Regions from separate parts of the Homo sapiens genome. Here region 2 is linked to region 1. Evidence: chromatin contacts called from ENCODE Hi-C or POLR2A ChIA-PET data. All regions are on one chromosome and are shown on one strand. The core of a region is the stretch at or near the end of the contact, and the rest is flanking DNA. Distances in the headings are between cores, read along the strand shown.

Region 1 (4,346 bases), core at 901-3,400:
TTTAAATTGCCCTTCTACAGCTTTATTTTTAATAGTCCTTAGAGACAAGTAGTAGGACAAACACTGTTACTTTTATTGATTCAATATATGGTTACACTGATGTTTAAAGTCACGTCCACAGTTCTCATTGAGGTTCATTAAATAAATAGTTACGTGAAAGTTCCTGCTGTATTGCTTTAAAATAATTGAGGACATTATTCAGTAGGTCACATGTCGGGATTTTCTTTTAGAATTTATTGATAAAGAAAGATGATCAACTCTGAGAAATTAGAAGACTTCTTCCTGTTTAAAATAAAGACTGAGTCACTGACTAAATTTTCTACTTTTTGCCTTGACTGCCAGGGTCCTCAGGGCCAAACTGGAAGTTCAACCACATAAACTGATTTTTCTAGTTAGCATATTTTTGTTCATTTCCTTGGCTATGAGCCTGATATGGTTTGGCTCTGTATCCCCACCCAAATCTCATTTTTAATTGTAATCCAAATTGTAATCCCCAGGTGTTGAGGGAGCGACCTGGTGGGAGGTGATTTGATCATGGGGGTGGTTCCCCCATGCTGTTCTCATGATAATAAGGGAGTTCTCTCACAAGATCTGGTTGTTTGATAAGTGTGAGACTCTTGCCCCTTTGTGCTCTTCTCTCCCTCCTGCCACCATGTAGGATGTGCCTTGTTTCCCCTTCACCTTCTGCCATGATTGTCAGTTTCCTGAGTCCTCCCCAGCCACGCAGAACTGTGAGTCAATTAATCCTCTTTTGTTCATAAATTACCCAGTCTCAGGTATTCTTTATAGCAGTGTGAAAACACACTAATACAGAGCTACTATTTCTGTGTCACAATTTCATTATATTTTTTGTTTAATTATAAGCTGTTTCAAGTATTTGGGGGGAGTAAGAAAGAGGTTTAGATAAAATGACTTTTAAGATGGGGAACACAAAACCCCAATAAAAACTTAAATTTACCGAGATATTTACTGGCAGAGCTGGAACTGGGATTACAGTTTCCCAAATTTTAGTTCATGATATTTCCTCTCTTCTACATGAAATGAATGGTGAGGTTTTCCTTCTTAATCATTTTATGTCTGTTTTTAAAAATATGGCAGTTCCACAAACATCGTGGCTGGATGTTGTTTGCTGGAACCTGTGCCCCAGCTTTTGAAGGCCACCCCTCCCTGCCTTATTTGTTGTTTTCAAAGGCAGTTTTTCTATAATGCAGTGCTGGGTGCCTGGGGTTTGCCAGCAAACAGAATGAAAAGATAAAGGTCGTATATTTCCTGCTACACTAAACGGTCCCTCAAAAATGCAGACCACCACTGTTCTGTCAGCCTTTCTGCAAAGGGATGGCAAATATCTACCTTGAATAAAAGCATGTTAAAAAAAAATAAAACACTTTGGCAAGCAGAGAGGTGAGTCATATTTCAACAAAGGATTAATGCAAGTCCTGTTTTGTTTGTTTTGAGAACTCAGTCATTTTTTTAATCAGGTAGTTATGAGAATTTTCAATTCTATTTTATAAAAAACAACCCAACTTAATCCTGTGATGAACTATGACTTTTATTGACCTTTTACAAAAAGTACAAGAAAGCTATTGATAAATCTTTTCTTTCTTTTTTGTAAAAAAAAAAAAAGAAAAGAAAAGAAAAGAAAAAGAATCCAGATGAAACACAAAACACAAACCGCAGTGTATGGGATGGCGAACGTCGTTGACTTTCAAGGCGCCCTCTACTGGCAATGGCTTTAAATTTTTAAATGTCTATTATATTATAGGCTTTGGAATTTCACTCTTTAACCAAATAAGATTTTCAATACATTAGTAGAAAGAAAACTCATGCAGGAAAGAAAGCCCCAGATATTTTATCTCAGGAATATAAATAAGCGAATATATACAAAAGTATCAGGCATTATTTTACATATCCTGAAAACTATGCGTTGTTAATAGGAAGAAGAATGATACAGTTGGTTGTTCATCAAAGATTTATTGAGCGCTTATAAGAGGCACCATGTCAGGCATTGGGGTCACAGAGGTGAGGCTGACGTGACCCCCACATCAAGGGTCCTAGTCTTGTGAGGGAGTCAGACCTACCTGCAGACAATTACCATGTCATGTGTGGAGTGCAGTGTGAGACCCGAGGAACGACCCCTAAATCCTCCTGAGAAAGGAGTTAGGAAAGGCTCCTGGAGGAGGCTGGCAAAGAAATACAAGAACAGTGAAAAGCACTCTAAGGAGAAGGAAGGGTGTTCGGTAAGAGAACATGGCGCATGTGCGGAACACGAACAGAACCGCGGTAATAAGTTCCGGGTTGGCTAGCTGTACCACAGCACGATGTGCAGGGACGGCCAGGAGAGGATGCTACAGAGCAGCAGCTCTCAAACTTTTCAGTCTCAGGACTTTACAATCTTAAACATTATTGAGGACCCTTCCCCCTCCCCCACGAAGAGCTTTTGTTTATGTGGGCTTCATTTATTGATGTTTACTTTTTTTTTTTTTTTTTTTTTTTTTGAGACGGAGTCTCGCTCTGTCGCCCAGGCTGGAGTGCAGTGGTGTGATCTCGGCTCACTGCAAGCTCCGCCTCCCAGGTTCACGCCATTCTCCTGCCTCAGCCTCCAGAGTAGCTGGGACTACAGGCGCCCGCCAGCACGCCCGGCTGATTTTTTGTATTTTTAGTAGAGACGGGGTTTCACCCTGTTAGCCAGGATGGTCTCGATGTCCTGACCTCGTGATCTACCCGCCTCGGCCTCCCAAAGTGCTGGGATTACAGGCGTGAGCCATCGCGCCCGGCCGATGTTTATTTACTTTTAAGAAACTGTTGGATGGGCATGGTAGCATGCACCTGTAGTCCCAGCTACTTAGGAGGCTGAGGTGGAAGGATCACTTGAGCCTGGGTGGTCGAGGCTGTTTGCCAAGATTGTGGCACTGCATGCTCCAGCCTGGGTAACAGAACAAGACCCTGAGGAAAACAAACAAAAAAAGAAGGAAGGAAGGGAGGGAGGGAGGGAGACTAAAGCTGATAAATTTGAAATGTAGTTATTAATGTATTTAATTACATGTTATCTTAAGCTCTATTTTACGAAAGAAATCCTGAATTTTTCAAATACAAATTAGTGAAAAATGTGGCGTTGTATTATATTTTTACAAGTATCTTTTTTTTTTTTTTTTTTTTTTTTTGAGACGGAGTCTCGCTCTGTCGCCAGGCTGGAGTGCAGTGGCGCGATCTCGGCTCACTGCAACCTCCGCCTCCTGAGTTCAAGTGATTCTCCTGCCTCAGTCTCCCGAGTAGCTGGGACTCCAGGTGCGCGCTACCACGCCCAGCTAATTTTTGTATTTTTAGTAGAGACGTGGTTTCACCATGTTGGCCAGGCTGGTCTTGTACTCCTGACTTCAGATGATCCACCCACCTCGGCCTCCCAAAGTGCTGAGATTACAGGCGTGAGCCACCACGCCCGGGCCTACAAATCTCTTTAATGTCTAGCTTAACTAGAGACAGCTGGATTCTCACACCTGCTTCTGCCTTGGATCTGTTGCAACATCACATGTCTGTAGCTGCTGGAGGACTCCGCTGTGCACTCATGAAAGAAAAAGTGACAAAGGCAAATAACATAGTATTATGAAAATAGTTTTGATTTTGTGGGCCCCCAAGGGGTCCCCAGACCACACGTAAGGAACTACTGCTGCAGAGGTGGGCAGGGGCAAGGTCACGAGGGAGAGCCGGGCACATAACATTAAGTGGCTTGAAACCTGCCAGTAGGCAACAGGACTTGAAGCTGAGAAGTATCTTGTCAGGTGTGAGTTTTAATTCATCGTTTTTGCAGCTGTGGAGGGGATACATTTGAGGAACATGAAACTGAGGGAGACAAGTAGTTAGGGAGTTATTGCAATTGTTTGGGCAAGAAGTGATGACTCAAGTAAAACAGTGTGTCCAGGGATGGAAAAAAAAGGGAATGGTGTTGGGAAATATTTAGGAAGTAAAACTGATTGGGCTTGGTGATTGATTGAAAGTTGAAGGACTGGAGGAAATAAATAAAACTTATAATTCTAGCTTGAGTAACTAGAGACCTAAGAGAAGGTGATACAATCAAATGACATAGGGACCATATAATGCAATGGCACTTCAGGGAAGAAGGTAATGCATTTAGATTGAGGCTTGCTGCCCTGGTAGGCCTAAGGATGGCTCAGGAGAGACATCTGGAAGGAGGGTGAATGTATAAATCTCAATCTTGTGCATGAGCATATTTACCATAAAACTTGAGTTTAGGGCCCTTTATCTGAATAAGCCCCTTTTATAGGTACACAAGATGTTGCTTTTTAAAAACACACATAGGTAAAAATACTTTTTAACTGCAGTTAGTATCA
Region 2 (4,346 bases), core at 928-3,427, 78 kb before region 1:
AACACCTAGGTTGTAATTAGAACCTTGGTATATTACAAGACCTTGGTGTAGTACAAGGTCTATTACCTTTGTCCAGTCACTTGGACACTCCCTGTGTGCCCATTGCCCCCAGAGTGAATTGCTATCTTGACTTTTATTGTGATATTTAATTTCTTGCTTTTTAAAAAATAGTTTTACCAACTGAATTCTGTGTAAATAGAATCATATGATAAATATTCTTTTATGACTTGCTTCTTTCACTCAATTTTATTATTCATACAATTCATTCATGTTGATGTATAACGCTGTAGTTTGTTATAATTTTCACTGCTCTTCTATACTCCATTGTAGAAGTATTCCACCATTAATCCACTCAACTGTTAATGGGCTTTTAGGAAGTTTCTCAATTTTTGAATAGTCGGTATTGTCGTGAACATTCTTATATATGTCTCCTGATGCACATAAACATTTACCTGGGTTGTAGATTTTGTTCATGTCATTTTACTGGGAAAAGTTTCCACAAGCTAGCACCAATTTGTCATCTTTCCAGCAGTAAAAGAGTTCTTGTGGCACTGCATACTCATTTGGTATTGTAGGAGTGTTTTGCCAGCTGGTAGTGTATAAGAGGATGTCACTGTGGCTTTAATTTGCATTTCCTCATAATGGGGCTTTAATTTGCATTTCCTTATAATATTCAACCTAATTATATTTTTAATATGTAATTGTTTCTTGATATGTAATTATTTAATTAGGGTTCCATCTTCCTGGCAGTAACTGTTCAAAAAATTTTTTTAATGCTTTTTTCTATCATATTGTTTTGCTGTTACCAAATGTGGGAATTCTTTTTTTGTTGTTGTCGTTTGTTTTTTTGAGACAGAGTCTTGCTCTGTTGCCCAGGCTGGAGTGCAGTGGCGTGATCTCAGCTCACTGGAACCTCTGCCTCCCAGGTTCAAGCAATTCTCCTGCCTCAGCCTCCTGAGTAGCTGGGATTATAGGCACACGCCTGGCCAATTTGTGGAAATTCTTCAGGTAGTCTAGATACTTGTCCTTTGCTGCTTATGTGTGTTGCAAATAATCGAGTGCTTTGTGGATTTTCTTTGCACTCATTTAGTGGTTTGTTTTAATAAGCAGAAATTGTTAATTTTAATATAATAAAATGTATTAGCTGGGAGCGGTGGCTCATGCCTGTAATCCCAGCACTTTGGGAGGCCAAGGTGGGCAGATCACGAGGTCAGGAGATCGAGACCATCCTGGCTAACACGGTGAAACCCCGTCTCTACTAAAAATACAAAAAATTAGCCGGGCGTGGTGGCGGGCACCTGTAGTCCCAGCTACTTGGGAGGCTGAGGCAGGAGAATGGTGTGAACCCAGGAGGTGGAGCTTGCAGTGAGCTGAGATCGCACCACTGCACTCCAGCCTGGGCAACAGAGCGAGACTCCAACTCAAAAATAAATAAATAAATAAATAAATAAATAAATAAATAAATAAATAAAAACAAAAAGCCTTCTTGCCACCTTCTTCAAGAAAATCTTGGCTATTCTTGTCCTTTTGCTTTCTTACCTTCAAAATTAAGAGTTGTTACTACGTAAGTCTGTGGTTCTCTCCAGCTCTGAAAGGTTTATTCTATTCTATAGCAGAGCATGTTGTATAATCACGTGGTTGCTTTTCTTGATGATTCCATTGGGTCTAACAATTATTTTACCAAATTATATTAATACTTGGAAATAATTCTTCGTGGTTCTAGGGTTATTACATTAATACTTTTCTCTCTTTTTAGGATTTTTTGCTTTTAGCCTTTACCACCATTTTAGGGTAATGGCATTGTTGCTATATGAGTATTTTGTTTTTGGTATTTATTTATTTATTTATTTTGAGATGGAGTTTTGATTTTTTTGCCCAGGCTGGAGTGCAATGGTGTGATATCGGCTCACTGCAACCTCTGCCTCCTGGGCAGTTCTCCTGCCTCAGCCTCCCAAGTAGCTGGGACCTCAGGCACATGCCACCAAGCCTGGTTAATTTTGTAATTTTAGTGGAGACGGTGTTTCACCATATTACTCAGGCTGGTCTCAAACTCCTGACCTCAGGTAATGCACCCACCTCGGCCTCCCAAAGTGCTGGGATTACAGGCATGAGCCATCATGCCTGGCCGATATAGAAATATTTTTAAAGTATTACATGTGCCCAGCAGTTGTCTGGGGTTTAAAGGAGATGGAAAGAAGCATAAGCCAATGTTTATGATCTGGAAGAACACGTTTGAGCTGGGGAGACATAACAATGAGTCAGTTCTACCTCTGGCTACCTGTGGATTTAGTAGGCTAATTGCCAGGACTTCGGTTTTGTTTTGTTTTCATATTTAAAAATGAAGGGCTTATATGAGATTAGTGCAAGGTCCCTTTAGTTCTAATATTTTTTGCATTGCTGACTTAGTCTGTTGGGGTTTCTACAACAAAATATCTTAAACTGGGTGGTTTATAAACCACAGAAATTTACTTCTCACAGTTCCAGGGCCTGGAAAGTTTAAGATCAAGGCAGACTTGGTGTCTGTGAGGGCTAGCTTTCCTGGTTCAAAGACAGCATCTTCTTGCTGTGTCTTTGCATGGTGGAAGAGGTGAAAAGAGGTGACAAGAGGTGAATGAGCTCCCTTGGGCCTATTTTAGAAGGGCACTAATCCCATTCACAGGAGCTTGGCCATCATGATCCAGTCACCCTCCAAAAGATCCCACCTCTTACTACCATCAGCTGGGAGGTTGGGACTTCAATGTAGGAACTGAGGGGTCAGGGTAGGGCAGACCATAGCAAATGGCCACACAACAGGTCTTTCTAGTCCCTGACCATGAGAAGGCAGTCAAAACACAGAGAATCTACAAGGTGATTTATTCATGTCATAGTAACAAAGGAAGAAAAAACTTGGAAGGAAAGATTTTTTTTTTTAAAGAAATATTTTGATGGGTGAAAGAGGAAGTCCCAAAACATAGCTGCAAAGAGGAAATATAAGTTTGTGTTTCATTTTTCTCCTGTTGAAATCAGTTTCTATTGTGAAGTTTCATTTTCCTATTTCTTTTTTAGGTAGTAGAACCTGGACTCTTGCCATAGTAATCTGTTTTCTATTTTGTATAACATCTGAATGTTAGATTTGGTTACAAAATAACTGTGTGAAAATAATGAGAGACCAGTGATCTTTGGGAACTTTTTTTTTTTTTTTTTTTTTTTTTTAGGACGGAGTCTCTCTCTCTTGCCCAGGTTGGAGTGCAGTGGCCTGATCTTGGCTCACTGCAACCTCCACTTCCTGGGTACAAGTGATTCTCCTGCCTCAGCCTCCTGAGTAGCTGGGATTATAGGTGCCTGCCATCACACCCGGCTAATTTTTCTATTTTTAGTAGAGACGAGGTTTCTCCATGTTTGCCAGGCTGGTCTTGAACTCCTGACCTCAGGTGGTCTGCCTGCCCCGGCCTCCCAAAGTGCTGGGATTACAGGCATGAGCCACTGCTCCCGGCCCTTGCACATTTTGACTCTCAGTGAAGAGTAATGAAAGGGAACTTGTTTCCAGAGGTGAAGGCTACAGGCCAAATGTTGCCTTGCCCTAAAGAGGTGATATAACTTTCCTAGGATCACTTGACTAGTTAGAGATAAAACTATGACTAGAATTCTGGTTTCCAGACTCTGAATTGGCTATTCTCCCATACAGAAGTGTATAGATGTAGCATTTGAGGGAAGGCTCTGTGGGAGAGGAGATCTACTCTCTCCTAAATGATGAAATGATTTTATTTATGTATTTATTTATTTATTTATTATTTATTTAGAGACAGAGTCTGTCACCAGGCTAGAGTGCAGTGGCGCAATCTCAGCTCACTGCAACCTCTGCTTCCTAGGTTCAAGGAATTCTCCTGCCTCAGCCTCCCGAGTAGCTGGGATTACAGGCATGTGCCACCATGCCCAGCTAATTTTTTGTATTTTTAGTAGAGACAGGGTTTCATCATGTCAGCCAGGATGATCTCCATCTCCTGACCTTGTGATCCGCCCACCTCGGTCTTCCAAAGTGCTGGGATTACAGACGTGAGCCACCGCACCCTGCTGATTAAATGATTTTAAAGTGATGATTCCAAATGCAGATAGCATTATCCTAGGATTGGGAAGAGGAAGAACTTGCCTTTCAGGATGCCATAGAAGTAAATATGCAAAGGTACAACACGCAAAAGCATTGTCTTAAGACTGTCTGGACTTCAAGGCTAATAAATATTTTCAGGAGATAGACCGTATGCCCGTATGTCAAAAAATATGCTTGATTTATATTAATACCTGTTATAGACTAAATTGTGTTTCTCCTCAATTCATATGTTGAAGCCCTAACCCCCAGTATCTCAGAATGT

Evidence for each region. A loop is a pair of places that touch in the nucleus more often than their neighbours do. ChIA-PET counts read pairs that join two places held with the same protein, here RNA polymerase II (POLR2A). Pooled maps may share reads with other maps.
Region 2: a loop to region 1 is called in a map of PC-9, with 3 times the contacts of the local background. The contact joins two enhancer-like sites. A Hi-C loop is called at or near these places in 1 of 168 maps with a recorded cell type or tissue (PC-9), 1 of 37 single-sample maps with no recorded cell type and 7 of 50 pooled maps. POLR2A ChIA-PET finds 5 or more read pairs at or near these places in 3 of 52 experiments (HepG2, activated CD4-positive, alpha-beta T cell and naive thymus-derived CD4-positive, alpha-beta T cell).

What each region holds. Positions count from the first base shown.
Region 1 is chr3:172,621,706-172,626,051 of GRCh38, forward strand. No RefSeq gene overlaps it. Among named protein-coding and RNA genes, the nearest start is that of LINC02068, 28 kb to the left of the region's middle. Within about 2 kb of position 2,151, at least 7 of the 41 ENCODE cell types and tissues checked have a DNase peak (open chromatin) inside an H3K27ac peak, as active enhancers do; they include PC-9, where a contact is called at or near this core.
Region 2 is chr3:172,544,019-172,548,364 of GRCh38, forward strand. No RefSeq gene overlaps it. Among named protein-coding and RNA genes, the nearest start is that of TNFSF10, 23 kb to the left of the region's middle. Within about 2 kb of position 2,178, at least 5 of the 41 ENCODE cell types and tissues checked have a DNase peak (open chromatin) inside an H3K27ac peak, as active enhancers do; they include PC-9, where a contact is called at or near this core.